Linked DNA regions of Homo sapiens: regions 2 and 3 are each linked to region 1. A link is a contact called in ENCODE Hi-C or POLR2A ChIA-PET data. All regions are on one chromosome and are shown on one strand. The core of a region is the stretch at or near the end of the contact, and the rest is flanking DNA. Distances in the headings are between cores, read along the strand shown. Region 1 holds the start of GALC (galactosylceramidase). Region 2 has its middle 140 kb from the start of FOXN3-AS2. Region 3 has its middle 180 kb from the start of EFCAB11.

Region 1 (3,837 bases), core at 136-2,635:
GGCTTAATAAACCTAATGGAAACAAAGACTTCCATTTTTCGGTAAGCTCTTACCCTAGATATAGTATCACAAGTAAAGCTATAAAAAAGATGGGGCCTCACTCCATGAAATATTGGCTGTTTCAGGTTTAGCCCAAAAACATAAAAAGGAGAATAGTAGTAGCAAAGAATAAATGCATTAACTCATCGGCCCACAGGTTTCCCCTGAAATACACATCAGCACGGCTGGAGAGATTGCAAATTAGGGAATGAAAACATAAAAATCAAAAAGGATCAGCTAACTCCAGGGGGAAAAAAATTTCCCCTAGCAGAAGGTTATATCTTGTGGTCACACTACAGACCAGGTCATCCTTGCAGCAGGCATTCAAGCTTGTTCTGAGTTGAATGTAAGGATGCAAGCTCCATCCAACTCAACCCCAAAAATCCGAGTTCAACCTTAACATTTTCAAGAAACATTAGCCCTAGATGTAATTTCGGATACAAAACCAAAAAACAAAAACCTTCTCACCCAAAGGTCGGCCACCATGAAGCCCATGGGCCCAGAGGGAGTACCCGGTAGTTTCAGGCCGCTCGCTTATCTTCCTTTTAAAGAGACCTTGAGGCACCAGTCCTGCCTCCAAACGAAATCCTATTCGGCGCTACCCTCTCTGGAGGAGCCCATTCTTACCCTGCACTAACAACTGCACGGGACTTAACGACTCCACCACCCACCAACTCCTCCAAAAGGGAGAGACACAGCCAAAGCATCCCACTGGGGCGTTCTCTTTCGCACACGGACGCTCCCGCACTCCCTGGCCCTTTCTGGAGCGACGCTCCCCGACTGCCATCTCCGCGATGAAGACAGCCTGTGCCCCACTGCCTGGGACGAGGGTTCCAGCCCCGGCTACTTCACTACTTAGACCTGTCACTTTACTCTCTGCACCTATACTCTCTGGACCTCCGGATCCTCATTTGTTCAAACCTAACTGCCTGTCTGGTTCGTGTTAAACGAGAAAGCACCCGCCCCAGCCCCGCAGCGGGCCCGCCCCAACCGCCTGCTGACTGGCACCCTAGGGGAATGCGGCGGAGAGTGGAGCCGGTGGAAACGCAGGGCAACGCCGCGGGGGCTTGTGGGGCTGGCCCCACGGGGCGGGCTCTTGCCGCCCCCCGCGTATCCCCGCAGCTTGCCGCTCACCCCGCCGCCGCTGACCGCGCCGATGCCGTCGAACTCCCGGCCCAGCCCGTCGGAGTCGTCGAGCACGTACGCGCCGCCGGGCGCCAGCAGCGCACACAGCAGCAAGGGCACCGCGGCGCGGCCCGCCGAACCCGCGGCCGCAGTCATAGCTTTCGCTCGGCGTTGCCAGGAAGCCGAGAGTAGCCACTCAGCCATTGTGTGGGTCACATGACTCCGGCGCCCAGGGAGGCGGGTCCCGTCGCCGCCACGATAGATACGGGCAGGAGGCCGCTGATGCTGACGCCGCCGCCGCCATTTTGAGTGCGGGTCAAGGGCCTCTGACGCAGCTGGCGGAGTGTTGAGAAAAGAAGCAGCGAGCTTTTTCTTATCGCTCGCGTGTCTGTGGTCAGCTACTGGATTTCACATGTACTTACTGCTGGCTTCTCTTCCGGCGTCACCTGGTGGAGCACTTTAACGCAGGGAAGGTGGATTCCAAGGTCCGCCAAAGGAAGAGGGCCATGAGTGGCCCTACCATGGCTCTTCCCCAGCATCTCAGGGAGTATCTACCTCGTGCGAGGACCAGGCTTGGACACCAGGTCCCGATTCCATTGTCATCTTGGTGGAATCACTTTGCTTTTGGAGCCTGAGTTTTCCCTTATGTGAGATGAGGCGAGAAGAGCAGCAGAGTGAGGGACTGAGAGAAAAGTTAATAAGCACTCAGTACATTTGAATGCATTCCACAAGTGGCAAATAGCTGAGAAGGTTCTCCAGTCTGGTAACTACCCCGGCATATTCAAAGCTTTTAGCCTTGAAGGAGTTAATAATATACCACCTCAAAATATGCTGCTGTGGCATATTGACTATTTTAAATTAAAGGCACTTAAAAACAGCAGGTGCAAGATCACTGTCATGGATATTATGTGTCTTAAAAGGAGGAGATGAAATTCCCATGTGAAAGATGTCTTCCCTATAAAATAACATTGTTATCTTCAAGGACAGAAAGTTGAAGTCGAGGGAAATCTGTCCAAACAAAATTTGTTAATCCCTATCTTTCTAGTCGCTTCTTTACCCCAAGCCCCTTCGCCTTATCATGTTTCACAACTACTATTTTTTGTCCATTTCACTCTATAAGCAATTGGCTCTTAACTGCTGCTTTAGGTCTTTTTTTTTTTTAATGAGGGCCCCCGTGCTATGTAAAATAAACATTTGTGTGGTTGTCTCCTGTCAGTCTATTAATATCTTAAATCAATTTAATACTAGGGCCATGCTGGGACCCTACAGGGACGAAGGTGAAATTTTGCCTCCCCTACAATTTTATAAACTATCTTCCACTGTCAGTTGAAGTGATTCCAGACAGGTAACTCTAAATTGGTAGGAAAGTTGTGAATTGCCCTGAATTTCTGCCACATCCAGCACTGTCCTGAGATTTCTGATTTCCTTGTTATTGAAGTAAATTAAAGAGACTCTGAAGAGCTGCAGAGAAAGATTTTCTGATCCCCAAATTTCTCTTAGCAGAAGTATGGAACTGGTTATCATTGCCTACACAAGCCCCTGAGATACCACAATGGCAAGGAAAAGACCCAGAGACTTTAGGACCTGTGGGATTTGTCTGCAGAACCCTATTTGGAATCTGATTATTTTGCCCCTTAACCACAAACCTAAATCTAAGTTTCAAGAACTCAATTATACTTGAAGGTCAAAGCTCTGGGCAATCCAATAAATATGCACATTAAGAACCCGATATCCCTGGGTTCTTAATGTACATTAGATATGTTTGTTCTTTCTTTCTTTTTGAATTGACTCTACGTCTATCCTGGTTTACTAAGGACAGTCACAACTTTTGTCTAAACATAATTACTGATAATGCTCCTTTCACCCTCAGTAGTCTTCTGGCTTGGATCAGTTAAATAGTCCCCTGTGTATGAACCACTTATTTTCTTTGGTTTCTTCTTTCCCCAGTACAACACGAATCTGAACTCTCTGCCTTGCCACTGCAACCAGTTTATGATGCAAGTCAGTAATTTTCAGTTCTGTGGATTTACTGTTACAGAATTCACTCTGATCCATTTGTTCTAACACAGTATTTTAAGCATGAGCTGGAGCTCCTGTGGATACAAGCCACAGTAACCATTCCATCAAGTGAATGTTAAGCTTCTCTTACCAGCTCTTAACAAGCGCATAAGACCCACTTAATACCGTGACTAGATGGGAAATACCAAGGTGATGACAGAGGAAACTACCTTACACATAAAACTAGGAAGTTGCATGACGATGTATGAATACCCAGCATACACCATCCTGTAGTACGTCATTGTGAAACGGGTCAGTGGTCAGTGGTCTCGTTGTCTGAGGTGTTATCCAAGCTTGTTGTCTCACAACCAAGAGAATTAAGGAGTGTGGACACCAGAGTGAGGTTGAAGAGAAAGTTTATTATATGAAAGAAGAAAGCTTTCTTTCTTTGCCATTTTGCCACTTTTACAGTTGAATCCAAAAGCTTTTATAAGAAACTCCTCTCATCTCTGTAGCTGTTTGTGTAACTTACTTGTAAAGCTATCTGTGCAGCTCCCCTTATCTGTGCAGCTGTGGGTATGTCTTGGGTAAGGATAAAGTTCAGCTTCTCTTGTTTGTGTAACTGTGGGTTCTAGGTAATCACCCTCTCCACCCCCATGCAAGTTCCCACAGAGC
Region 2 (4,343 bases), core at 1,286-3,785, 1.7 Mb after region 1:
GTTTTAAAAATGTGCTTCTAAATCATAGATAACACACATGCTAAAATGTTTTTTCTTCTTTTTCGGGGGGAGGGGACAGTGTCTTGCTCTGTCACCCAGGTTGGAATGCAGTAGTTGCAATAACAGCTCACTGCAGCCTCCACCTCCCAGGCTCAAGCAATCCTCCCGCCTCAGCTACCATAGTAGCTGGGACTCCTGGCGTGCACCACCATGTCCAGCTAAATTTTTGAATTTTTTTTGTAGAGATGGGGTCTCCCTATGTTGCCCAGGCTGGTTTTGAACTCCTGGACTCAAGTGAACCACCCCCCTCAGCCTCCCAAAGTGTTGGGATTACAGGTGCGAGCCCCTGTGCCTGGCCCTGTTTTTCCTTCTATGTCTGATTCTTCGTGCACATATTGCATGTGCTTTGTACTTTTTGGAATGGAGTTGTTGGTTGTCTTGCTTCTCATTTTTCTATTGTGGTCCCAGAGGTGTGGAAGAGCTTGAATAAAACAGTACCATCATCACCTATTATGTGAGGAAGGCATTATTATCCCTATGGTGCAGAAATGGAACTGAGGATCAGAGATGTCAAATAATTCTCTTAATGTCACTCAACTAGATTGTCCCAAAGCTGGCCCTAAGCCCAGGGCTGTGTGACTCCAAGTTGACATTGCCTTTTTGATTGAGATGCTTTGAGTAATTTTTATCGAATTGGCTTAATATAGCTGAGTAGTGATTTGCCAAATTTGTGCCACCACATAGAAGGTTATATAGGTCCTTATCCATAAACACTATAGCCTAATGTCTTTGCCTGTGCTGCCTGCTCCTCCCACAGGTGACCCTGTTTCTTCCCTTCCATCAACACAGCTGGCTGTTCCATGGCCCTTGGCTACCAGCTCTCAGCTTCCTTGATCTTTTCCAAGGCTTCAGTGCAAAGCATCAGCTTCTTCTCTGCCTTCTGTTGCATCTCAGTTTTCTATTCCCCACTCCTAGATAGCCCCTCCACAAATTTAAAAAACCTAATTATTCCTAACACAAATGAGTTTAAAGCATATGAAGCAAATTTCTCACAGTTGCAAATAAAGGCACTGTACTCATTAGTACAAGTGACAAAAATCCAACTCAATCAGCTTTATGGAGTTAATTGGTTCATGTACCTGGGAAGTCTGGGGGTGACCACCTTCAGGCATAGCTGTATCAAGTGGCTCAAACAATGATAAGAGGGCTCTGTCTTTTGACTTTGATTGACTTCACTCTCAAGCAGAATCTCTCCAATCTCTCCAACACGGCTGCAAGGACCCCTGTCTGGCATCTTCAGCCTCCTGTGTTCTTTAGATCTCTGCATCCTAGGGCAAGGGAGAAGGACACTTCCCTCCACCCCTACCCCTACCCTTAGCTCTCAAGCAAACTCCCTATAATGATTTTGATTCACTTTGCTTGGGTTGCATTATATCGCAGCAATGGGGTGGGGTCACACTGTTGGCAGCCTTGCCAACATCACACAAAATGGGTGAAGTGGTCATTACCTTCAGATAGAAAAACAGGAGACAGGCGAGGCGCGGTGGCTCATGCTGTAATCCCAGCACTTTGGGAGGCCGAGGTGGGCGGATCATCTGAGGTCCAGAGTTCGAGACCAGCCTGACCAACGTGGAGAAACCCCGTCTCTACTAAAAATACAAAATTAGCCGGGCGTGGTGGCACATGCCTGTAATCCCAACTACTCCGGAGGCTGAGGCAGGAGAATGGCTTGAACCCGGGAGGCGGAGGTTGCTATGAGCCGAGATTGCGCCATTGCACTCCAGCCTGGGCGACAAAAGCAAAACTCCATCTCCAAAAAAAAAAAAAAAAGAAAAAGAAAAACAGGAGACCAGAGTAACATTTCACCTCGTCATGAACTTTCCCTGAGGGACTCTCATGACAGCAGAAAGAGGAAGCACGTGTCCTCTATCTAACAACCACAACCACCATAGTCTCATTCAGCAAGATTGACCCCCACCTTCCAGTTGGCCTGGGTTGAACAGGTGCCCAGCATTAGATCCAGAAGCCAGGAGAAAACAGCCAGATGCAACAGGCACACCCAGTCCCTGAAGCCCTCACTGGTCCCAACTACCCCAGGCCCTACCAGAAGTATCTGTGGAGAGGAGGGATGGAGGCGTTCAGCCCCCTTCTCCACTCCTAGACCCCCAGAGCAACTTCAGGGACTCATTTCAATAAGTATATTCCCAATTTATTTCTTTTTTTTCTCCCAGATCTAAATGATCATCATGATGGTGATGGAGGAAGCAGTGATAATGATGATGATGATGTCATAAAACTAAAATTATTGAGCACTAAGTACTGGTCAAGATGCTTTAGATACATCAGTTCATCGAATCCTCTCAACAACCTTGTTTTACAGGTGAGCGTTTGAGGATGGGTGATAAGGTCTCGCTGTGTCCATATCCAAATCTCATCTTGAATTGTAGCTCCCGTAATTCCCATTTGTGGTGGGAGGGACCTGGTGGGAGATAATTGAATCATGGGGGTGGTTTCCCCCAACTGTTCTCGTGGTAGTGAATAAGTCTCACGAGATCTGATGGTTTTATAAGGGGAAACCCCTTTTGCTTGGCTTTCATTCTCCTTCCTGCCGTGTTTGCTTCCCCTTCCTCCATGGTTGTGAGTTTCCTGAGGCCTCCCCAGCCACACTGAACTTGAGTCAATTAAGCCTCTTTCCTTTATAAATTACCCATTCTGGGGTAGTGTCTTTGCAGCAATGTGAGAACGGACTAATACAATGGGGAAATTAAGAAATGTACCCAAGGTCACATCTGGTAAAGGAAGAATGGGGCTTTGCACTCAAGCAGTTTCTTAACCAGTCGTGAAGATTCTTGTTAGTGGGGCACTTATGATGTGCCACATGCTTTACGTGAATTATCTCCTTTAACTTTCACAGTGGCCCAACAATACAGTGCCTATTATCATCCTTGCTTCATGAAGAAGAACACGAGGTTTAGGAGGGTTCACCCTCTCAGTCAAAGTCCCTGAAGTGCAGAACTTGGCCAACCCCACAGTGGACTGGCTTCTGCTAGGCAGTTGGGAGCCACTGCCATCTCCAAACAGCAGGAAGAGATGCTCAAAGCTGTGCTTTTGAAAAATCAATCTGGCAGTAGTGGAGAAGATACACTGTCTTTTCTCAGCTCAGCATACCAGTTGGAAGGCCTAACCACAGAGCCAGCAGGCGGCAGAGCTGGGGGTTAGATCCCACATCTACCTGATTCCAGCACCCTTGCTCGAATCCCCCAAACCTAGCTGCTTGAGGCCAGATGAAGGCTTCCGGCTTCACAAGTGCCCTTCCCTCACTGCGGGTGCATTGGCACCTCACTTCCTTGCCACACTTCCTCTTGTTTTGAACCACTATATTGGCTCATCTCAGCAGCAGACAGTTCCTCTGAATAGAGTATGCCCTGAAAAGTCAAAATCTACCACCAGCTGGAGCTGGTAAGGCTGCAGTACTTCCTGTTGAATCGGGTCTTGGGGCCAGAAACCACATTGTTATTTATACCCGAAGCTCTTTATTCACGGTGCTTTACAAAACAAAGAAGGGGCAGCCCCCTGTCTTATGGAGCCAGCAGACCCCAGAGATACAGAAGACAACAGACAATAATAAGCCCTCTCCCCTCTCCTTAAGCTGTAACTTCCATCCTGCCTGACCAGTCCCTGCCACTGCCCCTTTGTTTCTTCTATTACCTTCCTCTGAGCAGTCTTATTATGGAAATAGACTCCTAATTAACACATCAGGTTTCCGCTTTTCCAAAAAGTCTCTGAAATTGGCCCGTTTCATGATGTTGTTCACTCCAAACACCCCCTGCTATCTTTATTTTGTTCTGCTTTTCATCCTGGCTTATATCATTTATTTCTTTGTATTGAAAGCTTGTCAACTCATGGGACCTGGCATGTATTAATTAGGAGGATGGTCTGGAGCCCGACACAGCTTGATGGAAAGCCAGTCTGAGGGGGGAATTAGGCAGAGAATCAGAAAGAAGCTGAACCAAGCAGCAGAGGGGTAGATGGCTTAAGACCATGACCCAAATTTCAGACCCAGGGTGACCGACTGTCAGCCTTCTGGGCTGGGATTCTTCCCTTAAGCTAAGACAGTCTTCACTTTGTGCCATAAAAGTGCACGTCAGGTCTCACCTCTGTGCCGTTTGCTCAATGTGTACCCCCCTGCCGGGATGCCCTTCTTTCTCTTTTCTACCTACTAAGCTCTGCTGCTTTTCAAGGCCAAAATGAAGTCCCATCTCCCATAAAAAGCCTTCCGCGGCTCCTCCAGTCCTGAGCAACCTCCATTTTCATGACACTCTTGCAGGATTTGTAGCACATAA
Region 3 (4,360 bases), core at 800-3,299, 1.8 Mb after region 1:
TGATCAGGAATGAAAGTACGGTATTTTCTTCTTCATCCGTTTTTAAACTTTAGGTCTCCCAACGCCCAGCTCAAATCCTACCTGTCCTATGAAGGCATTCCTAACGACCTCAGCTGAGAATGGTTTTCCTTCCCTGAACCTCAATTGCAGCTTCCTGATTTTACCCCCCACCAGCACTGTCTTCACTGCCTGGTAATGTTGGTTAACTTCCCAAGTGGGCTGTAATGGCTACTGATTTTACAGGTTCATTCTAGTCTCCCTTCTTCTGAGGTTTGGAGTGATTGGTTCGGGGTGAGCCTGTAACCCCAGAGGGACCATTCTGCATTTCCTCTTCATAGTTAAGTATGCCTTGAGAGAGAGAAGCTCCTGTTTTCTCCTGGGTCATGAGCTAGAAGGGAATTGTGAGCCTGGAACTTCTCAAAGCCATCTTCCCTGGACTCCTGCAAGAAGCCAATGTTGGGAGACGGAGAATCCTAATGACATACTTTGAACCCCTAGATCCAGTTATGCCTGAAACTCAGCCTGAACCTCCCAATTATGGGAACAAATACATTCCCTTTTCTGCTTAAGTGAAAAGTCTGTCTTGTCTTCTTTTCTTTTTCTTTCTTTCTTTCTTTTTTCTTTCTTTCTTTTATAGAGACAGGGTCTTGCTGTCTCTAAAAGGAGGCAGGCTGGAGTGTGAAATGGCACCATCACAGCTCACTGCAGCCTCAAACTCCTAGGCTTAAGCAATCCTCCTGCCTCAGCCTCTTGAGTAGCTGGAACCATAGGTGCACATCACCATCCCTGGCTAGTTTTTGTATTTGTTGTAGAGACAGGGTTTTACTATGTTGCTTAAGCTGGTCTCAAACTCTTGGGCTTAAGCTATCCTCCCGCCTCAGCCTCCCAAAGTCCTGGGATTACAGACATGAACCACTGTGCCCAGCCAATTTCAGTTGGTTTTAATTTTTTTCCTTCCTTCCTCCCTCCCTCCCTCCCTCCCTCCTTCCTTCCTACCTTCCTTCCTTCCCTCCCTCCTTCCTTCCTTCCCTCCCTCCCTTCTTCCTTCCCTCCCTCCTTCATTCCTTCCTTCTTTCCTTCCTTCCTTTTCCTTCCTTCCTTCCCTCTTTTTCCTTCCTTCCCTCTCTCTTTTTCCTTCCTTCCTTCCTCTCCTCTTTTTCCTTCCTTTGTTCCTTCCTTCCTTCCTTTTTTAGAAACAAGGTCTTGCTGTGTTGGTCAGGCTGGTCTCAAACTCCTGACCTCAAGCCATCCTCCTGCCTTGGCCTCCCAAAGTGTTGGGATTACAGGTGTGAGCCACTGCATCTGGCCTCAGTTGGTTTTTATTATTCACGACCTAAGTGACTAAGAAGCTCACTCAGAACTCCTTAGGAAAAAAGAAGAGTACGATGCAGGTGCTTTAGGGTATAAAATCTCCAAGATCTCTCCATCCTGCTGCTTTGTTCTTGTCATCGTGTGGTTGAAGCTGGGTTGCCTCAGATTTGGGTTCCAGCTGATGGGAAGGGGAAAGAGCACGTGGAGGGGTATGCAGCTGGCGTCCACAGGTGCAGCTCTGGAGCCGGCACACCCACTTGCCCAAACATGCATGTGATAAGTAGCAGTGATACGGCCACCCCTAACTGCATGGGAAGCTGGTTCATGGCTCTGTCTGGGGAGCTGTGTGTGCAGCCACAGCTGTATTTCTGAAAGAAAGATGCGGATGCACAGCCAGCAGTCTAAAGCACACCAGGTGTTTGTGGATTTAAACAATTGCAATAGCACATCCAATTTCAACACATGCGAAGTCTGGAGTGAGGTGAAGAAAACACCACTTCACAGGTATAAAGTGCTGGTGAGCAGAGCCCCTCAGGGTCTACTGTGGGGGGCTTGGACTATGGCAATTTAGTGAACCTGGAACTACATTTTCTAGAGTTCCTTTCCTGTAGGGTTTCAAGTTAGGGCTGACCAGGAGAGAAATTTGCATGAGATATGGAAGGTGGAAGTGAAGCAGCAGCTCTCACGCTCCGCAGGTGGGTGCGGGGCACTGTGCATTGTTACTGTAGCTCCAGTGCGTTGCCACTGATCTGCTGACTCACCCGGTGGCGGCTCGGGGCAGCCAGCCCTGCAGTTCCTCAGCAGCTGCCCCATATCCCTCTTTAGCATCGCCAAATCCTCCCAGGTGCAAGTGTTCTTCAATGATGAGGGACAGCAACTCCTGCTTTGGGTTATCCCTTCACTGAGGGGGGCTGCAAGAGGCAGACATGGCTTATAGGTTGTGGCCTTTCTTCACATAAGGGTCTCTCAGCCTCAGCACTGTTGCTCTTTCAAGCCAGATAACTGTGGTCAGAGGCTGTCTTGTGCATTGCAGTGTTTAGCAGCATTCCTGGCCTCTTCTCACTAGATAGTCGTCACTCTCACCTAAGTTGTGGCCACCAAAACTGTCTCCAGGCATCAACTCCAAATGTCTTCTGGGGGACAAAGTCGTCCCGGGTTGAGAACCACAGCCTTCACATCCGGCTTTTTTTCTCAACTGCTGGCTTTGTGACCTAGGGTAACCTCAAGCCCATCTGCAGATACAGAGGTCTAGCAGCTCTGCTGAGACCTCTCCATCAGCTGCCACAGTCACAGAAAAGCCAATCCTTAGACTCGGTCCCTTATTCCATGTTACTCACAGCAGTTCTGCTCAGATGAATTATGACTTCTATGCGCTGAGCCACTTTGCCTTCATGGACCTTATTCTACTGTTAAAACATTTTTTAAAAAATTATAGTTTAGGCCAGCTGTGGTGGCTCACACCTGTAATCCCAGCACTTTGGGGGGCCGAGGTGGGTGGATCACCTGAGGTCAGGAGTTCAAGACCAGCCTGGCCAACATGGAGAAACTCCATCTCTACTAAAAATACAAAAATTAGCCAGGCTTGGTGTCAGGTGTCTGTAATCCCAGCTACTAGGGAGGCTGAGGCAGGATAATTGCTTGAACCTGGGAGGCCATTGCACTTCAGCCTGGGCAACAGAGCAAGACTCCTCCCTGCCCCCACAAAAATTACATTTTGTAATTATGTTGGTATAAAAAAATACTACCTAGGCTGGATTCATTATTATGTATTCACTATTATACTCATTTTCCTCCAATCTTAAAATAAATTATAATTAAAATTGGGCCCTGCAAGTATCCAGGGCTGTAGACATTGTGTGTCTGATGGAGAAGTCGGTCTTGGGTCTGCTCCTTTTGCCGAAACCCTAATGACACCTGCATTAACTTCACATGATTATCGTCTCTGTAATCAGAACAAAAACTCATGCAACAGTGATTTGTTGCTTTCAAGGCTAACCAGAGTTTGGGGAAATCACTCTGAGTACTCGGTGCTATATTCAATGGCAGCAGAGCCAAAGTGAGCGAAGACCCTTGGTGAGCTGGCAATGAGCTTACCAGCTGGGTCAATAGGAACGATAGTGGCTGTATAGGGAATTCAAGGGAAGAGATGAGTGTGAAATAAAACTCCCTTTAAAAAACACATCAAAGAAAACAAGTATGTCTCAAAATGAAATGGCAGACATGTGTTTTCGATGTATTTCCCATTAGATTCTTAATAATAGGATGTAAATCATCAACTGGAGTCAGACGGACCAATCCCGGGGCCCCGGTCCCCACCAAACGATGGCTGTTTCTGATTAGCTTGGAGCCTCCTATTCTCAGGAACAATGAGCGCTTCCTGGGGTCTGTGAGGGACAGGAAATTAAGCCATCAGGCTTCTTGCCTATTATTTCCACACTTTCCTCAAGTTGGAAATCCATCAACTTTGAAAGAAAGACAAATAAACTGTTCAAAGTGGAAGGAAGTTCGGGATGCAGTTTTATTCCACACTCCCCTTAACAAGCTTGTCCACAAGGGCTAGATATTCACTCCAGAATTAAAACACCTGCCTTACACCAGATGTTTTATAGATGGGTACCATAGTGGATGTTAGAAAGTTTGTATCAAAACACCAAATTTTTCCTGTAGCAAAAACTCTGCTTTTTTTATATGGAAATATCAGGAAACCATTTTGCAGTTGAACAACCAAACCAAAGGCAGTGGAGTTTAAGATAAATGTTATGAAAATTGCATAAAACATTATATCAAAACCCTTGGCAGTGTCGAAAAGCAAGATTTCTGAATCCAATGAGTAGCCGAAGAAGAAAATTCAATTCCATTTTTTCACTTTGCCTGCCAATTTTTATAGCACTTCATTTAAAATGGAATCTCTAAAGAATCAATTCAAATTAGCTTTACAGTTTTCCCCAAAGAATCCGCTTTAAAATAAATTGAATTGGAGCATGTGACATAATAAGTGAGAATAAAATTCATGTTAACTAGAGTCTGAAGGAAAAACTTTTCATAATAA

The links. A loop is a pair of places that touch in the nucleus more often than their neighbours do. ChIA-PET counts read pairs that join two places held with the same protein, here RNA polymerase II (POLR2A). Pooled maps may share reads with other maps.
Region 2: a pooled map shows a loop between it and region 1 (4-fold over the local background). The contact joins the enhancer-like site here to the promoter of GALC in region 1. A Hi-C loop is called at or near these places in 7 of 50 pooled maps.
Region 3: a pooled map shows a loop between it and region 1 (4-fold over the local background). The contact joins the enhancer-like site here to the promoter of GALC in region 1. A Hi-C loop is called at or near these places in 1 of 37 single-sample maps with no recorded cell type and 2 of 50 pooled maps. POLR2A ChIA-PET finds 5 or more read pairs at or near these places in 1 of 52 experiments (PC-3).

Annotation. Positions count from the first base shown.
Region 1 is chr14:87,991,797-87,995,633 of GRCh38, forward strand. It overlaps GALC (galactosylceramidase), which reads right to left and starts at 1,386. Exons shown (of 17, transcript NM_000153.4): 1 at 1,174-1,386. The coding sequence starts at 1,368. RefSeq lists a silencer at 1,054-1,243 and enhancers at 1,199-1,699, 1,394-1,723.
Region 2 is chr14:89,717,621-89,721,963 of GRCh38, forward strand. No RefSeq gene overlaps it. Among named protein-coding and RNA genes, the nearest start is that of FOXN3-AS2, 140 kb to the left of the region's middle. Within about 2 kb of position 2,536, at least 14 of the 41 ENCODE cell types and tissues checked have a DNase peak (open chromatin) inside an H3K27ac peak, as active enhancers do.
Region 3 is chr14:89,771,707-89,776,066 of GRCh38, forward strand. No RefSeq gene overlaps it. Among named protein-coding and RNA genes, the nearest start is that of EFCAB11, 180 kb to the right of the region's middle. RefSeq lists enhancers at 1,594-2,206, 2,195-2,274. Within about 2 kb of position 2,050, at least 5 of the 41 ENCODE cell types and tissues checked have a DNase peak (open chromatin) inside an H3K27ac peak, as active enhancers do.